3 separate regions of the Homo sapiens genome follow, and regions 1 and 2 are each linked to region 3. The links are chromatin loops, found by intact Hi-C in ENCODE. Cell type or tissue: dorsolateral prefrontal cortex. All regions are shown on one strand.

The links. A loop is a pair of places that touch in the nucleus more often than their neighbours do. Peaks named below come from ENCODE experiments on the same cell type or tissue, not always from the same donor. Only the 100,000 strongest peaks of a DNase experiment are listed, where the experiment ranks them.
Region 1: it touches region 3 in a loop (6-fold over the local background); 13 of 110 quality-filtered maps call a loop at or near these places.
Region 2: a loop joins it to region 3, with 7 times the contacts of the local background. A loop is called at or near these places in 63 of 110 quality-filtered maps.

The regions. Positions count from the first base shown.
Region 1 is chr4:47,120,366-47,125,365 of GRCh38, forward strand. All of the region lies in intron 3 of GABRB1 (gamma-aminobutyric acid type A receptor subunit beta1), which reads left to right. Among named protein-coding and RNA genes, the nearest start is that of GABRB1, 91 kb to the left of the region's middle. In dorsolateral prefrontal cortex, CTCF peaks have their summits at 2,515 (motif pointing left) and 2,718; a DNase peak (open chromatin) is centred at 2,476; H3K27ac peaks cover 1,530 bases.
Region 2 is chr4:46,842,433-46,847,432 of GRCh38, forward strand. It overlaps COX7B2 (cytochrome c oxidase subunit 7B2), which reads right to left. Exons shown (of 3, transcript NM_130902.3): 2 at 2,528-2,582. Among named protein-coding and RNA genes, the nearest start is that of COX7B2, 64 kb to the right of the region's middle. In dorsolateral prefrontal cortex, CTCF peaks have their summits at 2,078 (motif pointing right) and 2,285; a DNase peak (open chromatin) is centred at 2,069.
Region 3 is chr4:47,381,237-47,386,236 of GRCh38, forward strand. All of the region lies in intron 5 of GABRB1 (gamma-aminobutyric acid type A receptor subunit beta1), which reads left to right. Among named protein-coding and RNA genes, the nearest start is that of COMMD8, 80 kb to the right of the region's middle. In dorsolateral prefrontal cortex, CTCF peaks have their summits at 2,795 (motif pointing left) and 3,003; no DNase peak of the experiment used is centred here; H3K27ac peaks cover 1,162 bases.

The DNA of each region.
Region 1 (5,000 bases), 260 kb before region 3:
AATCTCCACTCCCCTGTGGCCCAGGGCTGGTCTAGAAATGCCATCCATGAGCCAAGGTCTGGAACTGGGGACTCTGAGAGCCTGCCTGGTGCTTTACCTCGCTGCAGCTGAACTGGTACCTAAGCTGCAAGGCAAAATCCCCTTTACTCTTTCCTCTGCTTTTCTCAAGCAGATGGAGTCTCTCCTCATAATCACCACAGCTGTGAATATTCTGGGTCACACCTGAACCCAGCATGTCTCAAGAGTCTCACTGAAAGTCCACGGCATGTACTCCTAGTTACAGGTACTGATTATTCAGGATCCAACAGCTCTTTAATCAACAGTTGATAAATCATGCCAGGGCTAGGTCCTTCCTCTCAAGGCAGCAGGTTCCCTTCTGACCAATTGTGTCTAGAGATGTCATCCAGGAGCTAGGGTCTGCAGTGGGGTCCTCATGACTCTGCCCAGTGCCCTATTCTACTGTGGCTGAGTTGATATCCAGGTTGCAAGAGTCCTTTTTACTCTCCCCTCTCCTCTTCTGAAGCAGAAGAAAGGAGACTTTTCGGATCTATGAGCTGTGCTGCCTGGTGTTGAAGAAGGGGCACAAGCTGCCCTGGCTGGTGTCTCACTAGGCTGCATGCCCTCCAACTCCACTGGCTCTGAGCCCAGGACAGCACTAAGACTTGCCTGGGAGTTGCAGTCATTGTAACTTAGACTACCATTCAAGTTTATTTAGGACCCCAGAGCACTTTAGTCCTTGGTGGCAAAGCTTAGTAAAACTCAGGCTCTGACCACTGGGTTGGGTAAACTCAGGCTCTGACCACTCCTCTGGCTAGGGCTCATCTAAATGCTCCCTCCATGTCCATGTGTGTTGGCTGAGTTCTGCCCAGTGTTGACAGGAGTGAGTTTTAATGCAAAGCCCCACAATTGCTGTGCTTTTCTTCTTCCAAGCACATAGATTCTCTCTCCCCACCCCTGAGGCCACTGCCAGGGAATAGGAGATGGGTGGCATCGGAAAATCAAGACTGTCTTTACTACTCTCTTCAGTGTCTCTTTCAGCGATATGAAGTTAAAAAACCAAGTACTGTGATCACTCACCTGAGTTTTGGTTTTTAGAAGGTGCTTTTTTGTGTCAATAGTTGTTAAATTTGGTGTTCCTGAAGGGAGGATGATTGATGAAGGCTTCCATTTGGCCATCTTGCTTCACCTCCCACTCCTAAATAGAATGTGATTTTCAAAAATTGTGCACAAAATTATATTTTATAACATATGAGGACACAAAAATGCCACTAAATTGAGATGTATCTAAGGTATTTCTCTATCATAATATATTTTCAATATGGGAAAGGAATCCACCTCAAAGAATGAATATGCAAACTAATTTTTGTTAAGCTGAGTCATAGTTAAATTATTTTATGCAAATTAAAGACAACAGTCGTTTGGAATTTTGAGATGGTTTTCTTATACTAGGGACTTATAAACGATTATTCTAAATGGAAACAAAATATGTTTTATCAAGCAATCCCATTTGATTTGAACATACTTCAATGCATTTAATTTCTTAAAGCTTCTGTTTTTACTACTTAATAGTTAAATAATATTAATTTGTTAGGCATGATCTTCTTGTGAACATACCCAGAAAAAAGGCATGTCTATTTCCTAGTATTCTAATCCATTTCCATGATATCTATATCCTTAACTCCTCTCTAGACTCTCAGACTCCAAAAACAGCCTAGAGCAGAGCTTCTGGGAAAGTCCTGTCAGTACTTAATATGTGATCATCCTAGTTCTGTAACACTGCCCTGAGCTTATACCTCCAAAATCACATAACTGGATTTATGCTTGAAAACTTTGAATCATCAGTGGCCAAGGAAATACTTTTCTGCAGAGAGGTTTAAATTTTTAGTTGACAGTGTTGAATCTCAATTTGCTGAATTTGTTCTGGGTGAAATAATTTTCAGACTGTTTAGTTCATCATTTTTTGTAGAAAAAGTCTTCCTTTTTTTCACATTTGATACGTTTCCCATGATTATCAGTTAAGGTCCAATAAGAAGACAGGAACCAGAACAGATTTCTTTTTGACCAGAGAAATATAAAGAATTGTTAACTAGCCGTAAAGTTGTCAACTGAGCAACTGAAAGAGTAAAAGGTAATTCTAACATATCATGGAAGCACCAACTTCAGAAAGCAGGTACTACTCTCATGGTAAAATAAGGAAAGATGTTAGAAAACTTAAGACACTGAGAGGAAGAACCCCATGGAACTGAAACTCCAGTCTCAAAGGACACTGGGTGCTTCTAAGCAGGAGCTAATGTCTCTGAGGGGAAGTATGATAGACTTGGTTCTGCAAGTGTTGTAAAAACTGCAACAGCTGCTGTCACAGGACAAAACTGTCACTGCTGAGTTGATGAAGCCTTGCTGAAGTGAGGCTCACAGGAACCACAGTGGGCAAGAAGCTCACTGGAAACAAGTAGAAAGGAGCAAGTACTTTCTTCTTCCCCTAGCCTTGAAGCCTTCCTCTAGCTCCCTCTACTGGCAGATCCTGAGAAAAACGAGCTGACCAGCTGAAATGACTGGTAGAATACTAGCCCTAACTCAGCACGTATATAGTGTAAAAGCTTGGGATTGAAGCTGTGAAACAGAAATTTAATAGCTGTTATACTGTCTTATTAACCTACAAAATAGGAAGCTGCAATTATACAATGCAATGAAAGCGAGTAGATGTACAACTCATTTTCTCTTGAATTATTCCAGTGCTCTGCCTTTTTGACATCACAAACATAACTTGAAATTCAATGATTCAGTATTTATTTTTTCACTCTTTTAAATACAATTTATTCACTACCTACTTTACAAAAGGTACTATTCTGGGCTAGAGACGAAATAAATCCAGTTCTTATACATACATATGTGTATGTGTGTGTGTGTATTTATACATATATATGATTATATATAATATGTATTATATAATATTATATATATTAGATAATATTATATAATATATATTAGATAATATATTATACTTTAGATATTATATTTTATATATATATTACATATATACATATATACACATATATATTATATATTATAATATATTATTTTATATATTATAATATATTATATATTATAATATATTACATTATTTCATATATTATAATATATTATATATTATAATATATTACATTATTTCATATATTATAATATATTATATATTATAATATATTACATTATTTCATATATTATAATATATTACATTATTTCATATATTATAATATATTATATATTATAATATATTACATTATTTTATATATATAAATATATATGATATGATATATCATATATATGATATATTATATATATAATATGATATATGATATATGATATATCATATATTATTATATATATAATATATTATAATATATTATATATCATATATTATTATATATAATATATTATATATCATATATTATATATTATATTATATTATATATTATATTATATATATTATATCATATATATGATATATATCTTATATATAATATATATAATATATAATATATTATATATTAATATATGATATATAATATATTATATATATTATATATATCATATATATGTATAAATGCACACATGCACACACACACACACATGCATATATATATAATCTTGCTTTTCTGGCATATATATACCTGAAAAAAATATATATATACACATCTAACTATACATCTGCAGTCATAAAGGCCTCAGATAAGTCTTTCAGTTGTTTAAACCAATTGTTAGAGGAGCTCATGAGGGCTTATAGATCATTTGAGAAAAAAAGTTAAAAATTTATGAGAGAAACCTCATGGTCTTAAAGGATGAGTAGAATTTTAAAATTGGATATTGGCATTAGAAGAGTTTTGCAAACAGAATGCATGTTCATTCTGGGTTTATGGATAACTGGCAACAACTGCGTGACCTGATTTCAGACCTGCTCAACTGCAATCCTGGAGGCAGTACCATTAGCCCCAGCATGAGAAGGTCTGTACCTGCCAAAACTAATCTGTAAAGACAGGAAGAGGTGTTTGGTCTTTCAAATACACAAACATCAACACAAGACTACACAATTTAAGAAGAATCAGGCAAATATAAAACCACAAAGGAAACTAATAAAGCTCTGTAACTAATCCTAAAGAAACGGAAATCTATAAATTGCCTGACAAAAAAATTCTAAATAATTGCTTCAAGGATTCTCAGTGCACTACACGAAAACAGACAGAAAACTCAGTGAAATCAGGAAAATAATACATGACAAAATTGGAAGTTCAACAAAGAAATAGAAATTGCAGAAAAGAACCTAACAAATTCTGGAGCTGAAAAATATGATAAATGAAATAAAATTGCAATACAGAACTTCAACAGCAGACTTGATTAAGCAGAAGAATCAGTGAACTAAAAGACAGGTCATGTGAAATCATCCAGTCAAGGAAGAAAGGAAAGAAAATGAAAAGGAGGAAGGAAAGACCACAGGATTTATTAGATACCATCAAGCAAACAAATATGCATTATGAGATTTCTAGAGGAAAATAAAGAGAGAAAGTTGCAGAAAATTTATTCAAAAAAATAATGGGAGGGGTATGGACATCTAAAGCCATGAAGCTTAGAGATTCCAAAACAGGATTAACCTGAAGAAGATTATATATAGACACATTCTAATTAACTTATCAAGAATTAAAGACAGATAATTTTGAAACAAGCAAGTAAAACACCACATAAAAGGGCATTTTCATGAGTCTATCGCAGATTTCTCTCAGCAGAGACCTTACAGGCTAAGAGAGAATGGAATGATATATACAAAGTTTTAAAAGAAAAACAGCTTCCAAACAAGAGTACTACTCCCAGCAAAGCTCTGGGAGAGATATGGATCTTCTCAGACAAATAAAAGCTGAAAGAGATTGTCACCATTAGCCCTGCCTTACACAAAATGTTAAAAGATGTTCTTCATATTGAAATGAAATGATGCTAATTATTTTATGCTATTA
Region 2 (5,000 bases), 540 kb before region 3:
GGTACATGTGCACAACTTGCAGGTTTGTTACATATGTATACATGTGCCATGCTGATGTGCTGCACCCATTAACTCATCATTTAACATTAGGTATATCTCCTAATGCTATCCCTCCCCACTCCCCCCACCCCACAACAGTCCCCGGTGTGTGATGTTCCCCTTCCTGTGTCCATGTGTTCTCATTATTCAATTCCCACCTATGAGTGAGAACATGCGGTGTTTGGTTTTTTGTCCTTGCGATAGTTTGCTGAGAATGATGGTTTCCAGTTTCATCCATGTCCCTACAAAGGACACGAACTCATCATTTTTTATGGCTGCATAGTATTCCATGGTGTATATGTGCCACATTTTCTTAATCCAGTCTATCATTGTTGGACATTTAGGTTGGTTCGAAGTCTTTGCTATTGTGAATAGTGCTGCTATAAACATACGTGTGCATGTGTCTTTACAGCAGCATGATTTATAATCCTTTGGGTATATACCCAGTAATGGGATGGCTGGGTCAAATGGTATTTCCAGTTCTAGATCCCTGAGGAATCGCCACACTGATTTCCACAATGGTTGAACTAGCTTACAGTCCCACCAACAGTGTAAAAGTGTTCCTATTTCTCCACATCCTCTCCAGCACCTGTTGTTTCCTGACTTTTTAATGATCACCATTCTAACTGGTGTGAGATAGTATCTCATTATGGTTTTGATTTGCATTTCTCTGATGGCCACTGATGATGAGCTCACTTTAAGTCAGAAAGACCTGAATTAGAATCTTGGCTTGTCCATTTATGAGGCTTCTTAGCATCACTAAGCCTCATCAATAATAGAGAAATAATAATACCACATTCACACACTTGTGAAAAATAAGGGGTGTCATAAGGTACCCATATCTGGCATATAATAAGTTTTAAGCACATATTAATGTAAAGAATGTATTAAGGACATCCTCTGAAGTAGTGATTTGCATTCCTCTTTTACAGAAAAGACTGAGACTCCGAGAGAGTCATCAACTTGTCCACAGTCATGATTTTTACAAGTAAATATGAAAGCTGGGATTCAAACACAGGTCTACTAAGGCAGATTCATTGCTCTGATTTTTTTAATCTATGTTTTTAAAAACATTCTTTCAACAAGCCAGCCAGGAATTAATGTAAATATTGTACTGAGCTTATGGTTTCAGAATCAAAGGAGAGAGGAACATAGAGAAAAAAATAAAAGCAAAAGCAGTCTACTGCAAACAGTTCACAATTGTAGTTCTGCAAATTATTAAATTTCAAACAATTTATATGAGAAATGGTTAAATGAAGATAATATAGTCTGAAGAAGAGACAATTAGGGAAAATAATTGCAATTATCAAATATACAGAAATGTGATTTAGAATATTATGTGTACTTTCACTTTGCAAGAGTGGTTTATATTCCTAAAGGATTAAAAATAAAATACAAGAAAAAAAGTTACAAAACAGGTACTTTGCTGCCAATTTTGGCTGCAATTCTATGGGGTTATTCCCTGGTGGCAGGTAATAAATAAGAGTCCTATTTATGACACATGGGTGAATTATTTTGCTTATATTTGCAAGTTATATCACCAGAGAGGAGTTTCTGGCTTGTAAGGAAATATCAACATTTGGGTTATTTAGTTTCTACACAATAGATATTTTAAAAGCAAAATATATTGTCTGAATTCTCATGTTAAATTATTATAATGTCCATGAACTTACCAAAAAGAAATTGTTCACAGCAATTTGCCACTTAACAAAGTTATTACCACCAAATAACTTGATTATCCTGTAAAATTTTATCGCAATATATAATTTCATACTTAATAAATGTCATATTATTGGCCATTAGCTTGACTGAGGAAGTTTAGGAATTAAATATTCCCAAATTCGGCTTTCAAGCTGACCACTGACTCCAGACACGGTCATGGATAAGGACAAGAAAAATATTAAATACAAATGTCTAGATGGTTACACACCATACTGACCAAGTCAACCCGGCAAAAAAGGCCCATCACCATCTAATAGCAAAATGAAATTTTTAAAACGTCTAAAAGTCACGGAAGCATATAAATATACAACCACACCAGGGGGCGCTCTTAACACTGAAATGATGGATGGCATATTTTAAGACACGTGGTGGTCTCAGCTGTCCAAATGAAAGATTTTCTAAGCATGTAGTACTTGGCACAAGTGCTTATCTTTTGAAAATGTTTGCTGGCAATACACACATTTTCTTTTGTATCCAACTGTTCGTGTAGTTAAGACTATCAAGTTAGTCTATCAAGTAAAACATTTACTGCTGATAAAAAATATTTTATTTTTGAAACATTTGTCTACTTAAACTGACATCTGTCTCTTTGTGTAGTTGGGCTGATTCTCAGTAATAAACATCGTGCTTAAAAGTACATACAATTTTTTAAAAATGAATTCAGTGTGAATTTTATTTTTTACAAAATTTCCTACCAGAACTTTAACTTTTACTTTGTGAAAGTGTAATGTAGGTAGTGTGGGTCTTTTCCATATTTTCTCGTTACCTGTTAGAAATCTGAAGCTCAAATGCTCTCCTCAGAAAGTTTCAGATTCTGCTTCCTAAAAAAATGCAATTAGAAAATTAGTGTCAGATTTCAAAGACAATGAAAAAGCCAGAGGTAAGTACAGGCTATGTTACTCAGAGAAAATCACCATATACTACTTCATTAACAGTAAATATTGTCATACAAATGATATCTGATTAAAATAATTTTTAAGAAACAAAGTTGAAAAGGAAGCATCGTAAAGCACATGACAAGGGCCTAGCTACCTGTTTTCCAATAGTGGTAGAGAATGAGTCTTTAAACTTTTCTCAACCCATGTGGTTGAGATAACTCTCTTTTTTATACCAGCTACCTTCATGAGTCACCACTCACCTGTACCCAACCTCAAATGGAAGGTTCTGGCCAAGGTTTGCCTAATATGCTTGGAGACTTCTCAGCAACTTCCTTCATGCAAGTTCAAGGAAACAGAAATGGACTTCTCTAATGTTTGAGCCCTAAATCAAATTAACCAGCAGACTAATGCCTCAAATGTGGTTGAAAGGAATATATTTTTCATTCTATAACAATAGTGAGGATTTAAAGTTAAAAAATCTAGAGAAAATGATACATTTATTTACTACTTTAGAGTATATGTGCATAACAGAAAGTCCCACCCAAAAAGCAGATATTAATAGTTCTCAAGGATGTAGGGACACAGAAAAAAAGAGCATAGGATAAAAGAAAAACAGTCCACAGAAGAAAAAACCCTGGAGGGGTATGCTGGGAGAGGAGTCAGGTGACTACCACTGCCTGTTTTACCTCCTTCTTAATGCCTGGAGTGAAACAAGAACTGAGATATTCACCAAGGTACATGTACATGTTTGGTGAGAGGCAACATTTGATGTAAAATAATCTGGCATATGGTTAAACTGCATGAGTATCCATCAACAGCAAAGTCAGAGGCAGTGGTGTTGAGGTTCTTTGTGGTCAATCTGACTAGAAGTAGGTTCTGAGCCAGTTGCTAGGAAATGGAGATAGACTTTACCCCCATTAGGGCTGGAATGGTAACCAGAGGGCTACCAAGTAACCTAAATTTTAAATCAGACCCTAGTGCCAACTGAAGATGCTAAACAAGAAATGGCAAGTTTCAAACGTTTTGAAGGTAAAATAGTTTTGTAAGTGCTTATGAATCCAGGATTAATTGAAGATGCTGCAGATACCAAGGTGAGAACAAGACTAACTGCGTTATTTGTTCATTCATTCAACAAATACTTAATGAGCATCTATTTATATACCAAGAACATTTAACGGCTTCAGATAAAGCAATGAACAGAAGAGACAGCGATCTGTGTCCTCATGAAACTCACATTCTAGTAGGAAACAGGGACCATAAACAATAAATATAATGAATAACCTATATAGAATGTTGTAAGATTATAAGTACAGGAAAAAAAGGAGAAGGGAGAGCAGTATAAAGGACACTTGGAACACAGGAAGGAAAAAAAATAGATTGCAACAGCAAAAAGGTGAATAGGGTAGGACTCATCTGTAATGTTTCACATATCAAAGGCCATGAGGGAGGTGAGGGAGTCAGACATGCAGTCTTCTGGGGGAAGAGTGTTCCAGTAAAAGGGAACAGTGAGTTGAACGGCTCTAAAGTGAGAGGGTACCTGAGCTGCTCAGAAAACAGCAAGTTAGCCACTATTCTGGAATGGAATGAAAAAGGGAACAGTAGTAGAAGAGGCTAGAGAAGTAACAAAAAAGCCAGATGGTGTAGCTTTTACTGGGAATAAAACAGGAAGCATTTTTACAAAGTGGAGAGAAATGGTCAGAGACTGAATATATTTTGAAAATAGACGGGACAGGATTTTCTGATAAGCTAGATGTGGGTATGAAGAATGTAGAGTCAAGGATGATACAAAGGTTTTTATCTGAGTAACTGAGCTGGCATTTAGTGAGGCTAGAAGAGTGTGGGAAAAAACAGGTGATTGGTGGGAAATAATTATTCTGGGTTTAGATATATGAAATTTGAGATGTCCACTAGATCTATCCAAGAGGAACTATATATAAACTATGCAGTTGGCTATACTGGTGTGAAGTTTGAGGACGATCAAATTTAACACCATAGATATAGCCGTTGAGATGTAAGAAGAAATGAGTGCAGATAGAGGGGAGAGGACAGAGAACTAGCCCTCAAGTGGACAGACTCAGGTGCTCCATTATCCTCACCTTCTCGTGTTCACATCCCTGTATGATTCCCATCTCCCAGAATGTAGGCAGGATCTGTAACTTGTTTCTAACCAATAGAATATGTGACGGTGAGATGTATGTGAAGCAAGCATCATGTGGGGGAAACAATCTGGCAAGGAACTGAGGGAAGCCTCTAGAAACTTAGGGCAGCCTCCAGCTGCCAGCTTGCAAGGCCTTCAGCCTCCAGCCAACAAAACATAAGGCCCTCCCTCCTATAGCTCGAAGAAAATAAGCTCTGCAGAAA
Region 3 (5,000 bases):
CTAACTTCAGCTGTAACTTCTGTCTGGGGCTCACCACAAGCAGGATCAGGTCCTCACTCCACTGGTGACTGGGCATTTTGTGGGTGTCAACTCAGCTCCCACTCAACTCTCTGCACCAGTGATGTGCTCAAGACTTAACTGGTCTTTGTCTGATCCCTGGCAGGAACCATCCATGCTGCATCTTCCAATGGGATGACTCTGAGATCTCTTTCAGGAACACTGGTTCTCTCCCCGTGCGTGTTCATAATCAGGATTCCTCGGAAAGCCTCCCTTAGTTTAATAAACTCAGACAAAATTATCTCTTACACTCCACAGGCTTAACAGAGCATCCTGTCCATTCTCCCAAACAGTGGAATGAACAGCCTTCCCTACAAGGCTTGCTTCTACTCATGTCTCAGAACTTGGAAGAGGCTGTCTAACCTCATATTCCTACCCTAGAACCCAGCTTGAAGGGTCAGAGACAGACACAGGCCTTCCTAAATTCACATCTGACTTTTTCTTTCCTGTCTATTTCTCTTTCCCCCCTTCCCTGCCCTGAAGTGCCTTTAACTAGTGTATGTGCTGGGGAACTTATGGGTGAAGAGAATTATTTAGGAAGTTTGTATGTGTAAACATGCTTCTATCTTACTTTCTCGCCAACAGTTTCTAAACCAAAGAGCAAAGAATTTGCAAAAAATTACAAAGATTGTCAGATGCGAATTTCCCCTGTATCCTCCCCCCTCCAAGTAGTGTGTGACCACATTTTTATTGTCTAGGCTGGGGGTAGGGATAAGGTGCTTGGATTATAGTGAAGAAATTCTATTGTGACTGAATTACAAAACGATTTTGCATCTTCCCTTCTTAAATCTTCTATCCTAATAGAATAGAATCTAGGTATAATTATGCACCACATGTTACATCACCAAAACAAATGGTTTTAACATGAGCCATTCTACCAAACACAGCATCTCATAGCTATAGGCCAGGGTTTTTCAACATCAGCAATATTGACATGTTGGGTGGAATAATTCTTTTTTCTAGGCCACTGTACTGTTCTTTGTGGGAAGTTTAGCAGCATCCCAGGCCTCTACCTACTAAGTACCAGTAGCACTCCTTTCACAACCAAAAATAGACATTGCCAAATGTCTCTGGCAGGGGAAATCACCTGAGGTTGAGAATCACTGTTGTAGACCCACCCTGACACAACATGTGATGCCTATGTACTTGGAAGCATTCTTCTAAGCGTTTTGATGATGGATTGCTTCTAAGAAGCACTCTGTAGCTATCACTTTGCAAAATAACCTCTTTTATCTTTCCTGTAAGTCAGGTAGCACAGATTATTGGCCCCATTTCCACAGAGAGAAACTTGGAAGCATTCAGCCTTCCCAATCAGGTCATGGAACTCTGTACTTCCATTTTCTCCATCTGAAAAAGTGAAAAGTATCATCACTGCTTTTCTTCCCAAGCCTGAGATTGAGCAATAAGTACAGAGCATTGCCCTTTCCTAACTGCTATTCCCAAACTGTTCCATCCCAGGCAGCTCTAAAGACCAATTCATATTTGCAGGACTTCCTATTTCATGGACATCAGAAATAAAGCCTTCAACATAAACAAAATTGGCAGCTAGCCACGTATTTCATCAATGTAACTGCCAAATTACATGGAGTAAAAAATCAATTCTAGCAAAACCAATAATAATCGAATCAGTTCTTTTCCTTCATGCCCAGACACAATGCAATTTTTAAAACACAGACATTAATGTGCCCAACATGCCTACTACAATAACCTCTGTGACACCAATCTAGCACTTGGGAATGAGTGCAGATAAGCTATAGATACAAACAACTGTGAACTGTCAGCTTTACAACATTCTATTCACATGGATTTCAAAAGCCAAGAAATTATACAAGAAAGCATGACAGTTTGTGAATCTCAAAAGCACATAGCCTCCTAGTTGCTAAGGCTATCCAACCTGATTCTAGAGAGGATCCAAAAACCATGCCATATTTGAAGACAGCTGAGAATTGCCAGAGAAAAGCTATTTTTCTAGGAAAGAAAATCCACTATTTTCTATAGACACAAGAGCTTGGTAGAATATGATTATTGGAGGTTGTGTGCAATACCTCTGTGAAAACTCAGGTCAGGGACCACAACTTTGCATCCACAGATGAGAAAGGCATCCAATTTAAAAATTGAATTGGGTAGCAGCTCTCAATAAGTATCATCTGAGAGTGAGTGAATAAGGGATATGAGACTAAAATGATAGATTATACCTAAAAAAAAAATCAGGGACTAGGCAAATAAGTTAATAAAAATGAAAATTAAATTCTGATCTGATATATTAGTAATTTTTAATTCAATGCATCTTATTGCTTCCAGTTGTAAAATCATAACTGAGAGATGTGAAGAATGGGTTCATATCATTTATGGCACATAGATTTTTGTTCATTAATATGCATAGCTAAAATAGCGGGCATATGAGCTACCATACTCCTCAAAATGTTAGTGAAAGTATTATAACTTAAGCATTAAATATACCAAACAGGTCATTTTTTATAGTTACTTTAGTAATCAACTAGAGTTGCATATATTCAGATATATTTCTAGCTAAAGATCTGAATATGTGACAAGGTCTATTAATCATAATTGTTCTAGTGTCACTTAACATAAATGAATTTTAAAATAAAACCTTGTGAGAATCAGTGATCCAAAACTAAAATCATCATGAAAACCTAAAACTCCTGTAACTAAAGGAATAAAATCTTCACAGTATCATGTCGCTGCCTATGAATCTGGAAGATCTTGAGTGCCCTCTACAGGATATTTAAATAACTTTGATGTTTATTTTTCCCAAACAGGCAATTTCTAGAACGTAAAAATAACGTATCAGGTTTTATTTTTTAAATGATTACATATTCACCACGTAAAATTTTTGAAAGAAAAAATCATCCATAATATTATCATTCATAGATAACCACTATTAACTCTTTCCATATATAATCTTTGTTATATGTACACACACACATACATTTTTATTATATTTTTCTCTTAACAACATACCATAAACATTTTGCCATCACTGATTTTGGCAGGTTGAGGATTTTTTTTAGATTTTAATGGATTTTCCAAAAATGTGCTTTATTGACAAATCACTATTTCTCATCAGAATTTCTCAGTGAAAAGTGACCCCCACACCAAAATAAAAAAAAAAAAAGGAAAGAAGGTGAATTTAAATAAAACAAAACAAAACTCAGTAACCACTCAAGGGTGGGTTCATAACCAATAAAATCAGGATACACATGACTCTTCAAACCAAAAATACCATAGAGATATTCTGAATAGTTTCCCACATTGAGGATATAAGGTGGTCTTAGAAATTAAATTAGGTAAATAAGACTGTTATCCAAACTATCAAATCTGGGGTTTCAGGCCAAGAATAACACTGTTAGTGCAGTAAGGTTAAAGTAGTAGTACATTTAAGTTAGCTAGATAAGTGCCTCTGTTTCTATTTTACTTGTCCATGATCTTATTATCCTTAAAGGTAGTTTACACTTCAGAAAATAAAGGCATATTTGACACACTAAGTGCCTGTCAAAATCAGAGGTGACTCCCTTTTCTACACTAGGCCTGATTTTGTTTTTTATTTTTTAAAATAAAGCAATGATGCACATCTTTAAGGATGCCAAATAGATTAGGCATTCTTAACACTCAATTTGAAAACAATCTTTAAAAACATTATGATACTGACACACTAGTTTAGCTTCTTTGCACATGGGGTTAATTCCTTTTCATTTGTCCTAGTGAACGCTGTCATTACACTTTCCGGAGAATATTAACACGAAAGACTTTGCCTACAACCAAACAAATGTTTCAAAGTGGAAAGAGGTTTCAATCTTCCTTTTTAACCAGAGCAGAAATTACTGGCAGAGGCAACATCCTATCATAATAATGCCATGACCTCATCTGAGACTAGTTGAACAGCAAGATCCTCTCTATTCCATGATAACAATAATAAGTCAAGGTTGTCTGAATTTTGAAAGAGATTTCTCACAAACTTTGCAAGGAGTACATGTTTTATTTGGTTACAGTACTGTGAAACTCATCTTTTTGAGAAGGTTGTACCCAGATCTCAGTGGAAATTAAGAACAAGAGTAAACAGTCACAATTTATTTTCATTTCTCACCTGAGATTATTTTAAGAAGGGAGGTGCCGAGAATTGAGATGTTTATTACATGTATAGACGATGCAACAGGATTTCAAGACTGTAAAAGATTTGACCACAGGTATCTAAGAGAAATCTACTCTGTGATTATTAAAATAAATTGAAAACTCTGAACTGCTTTTACTCACAACATTTCTGACACCAAATGTTTGGGTTTGCCTCACACCAACCAATTCTCCTACTCTCTGGACACCAAGTGGATCTCTTACAATTCAATTCTGATTCTAACACTCAAGAGTTAGACTCCAGAGTCAGACTCCACAGGTTTAATGCCTCGGTCCCAGAAGACTGCATTCACTTCTGATGCCATTCACAAGCATTGGGTTCCCGGGTTACCCACAACTCTGTCCTACTTAGCTTCAAATCAGGGGCTCCCACAAACCTCCCTCTAGGTTTGACAATTTGCCGGAATGTCTCACAGAACTCAGGAAAACAGTCTACTTACTACTACTGGTTTATACAACTCAGGAGCAGCCAGATGAAAGAGACACATAGGGCAAAGAATGGCAGGGAGTTGTGGGGGTGCAAAGCTTTCATGCCCTCTCCAGGCATGCCACCCTCCCAGCACCTTGATGTGTTCACCAGCCTGGAAGGTCTTTGAACATTAGTGGGTTTTATGGAAGTTTCATCACATAGGCATGATGGATTATTAACTCAATCTACAGCTTTTCTCTGCTCTCTGGAGGTTGAGGTGGGGACTGTGAAAGTTTCAGGCTTCTAATCTGGGTATGGTCTTTTTGACAACCAGCCCCCATCCTGAAGCCATCTAGATGCTCACCAGAATCACTGCATTAAAATG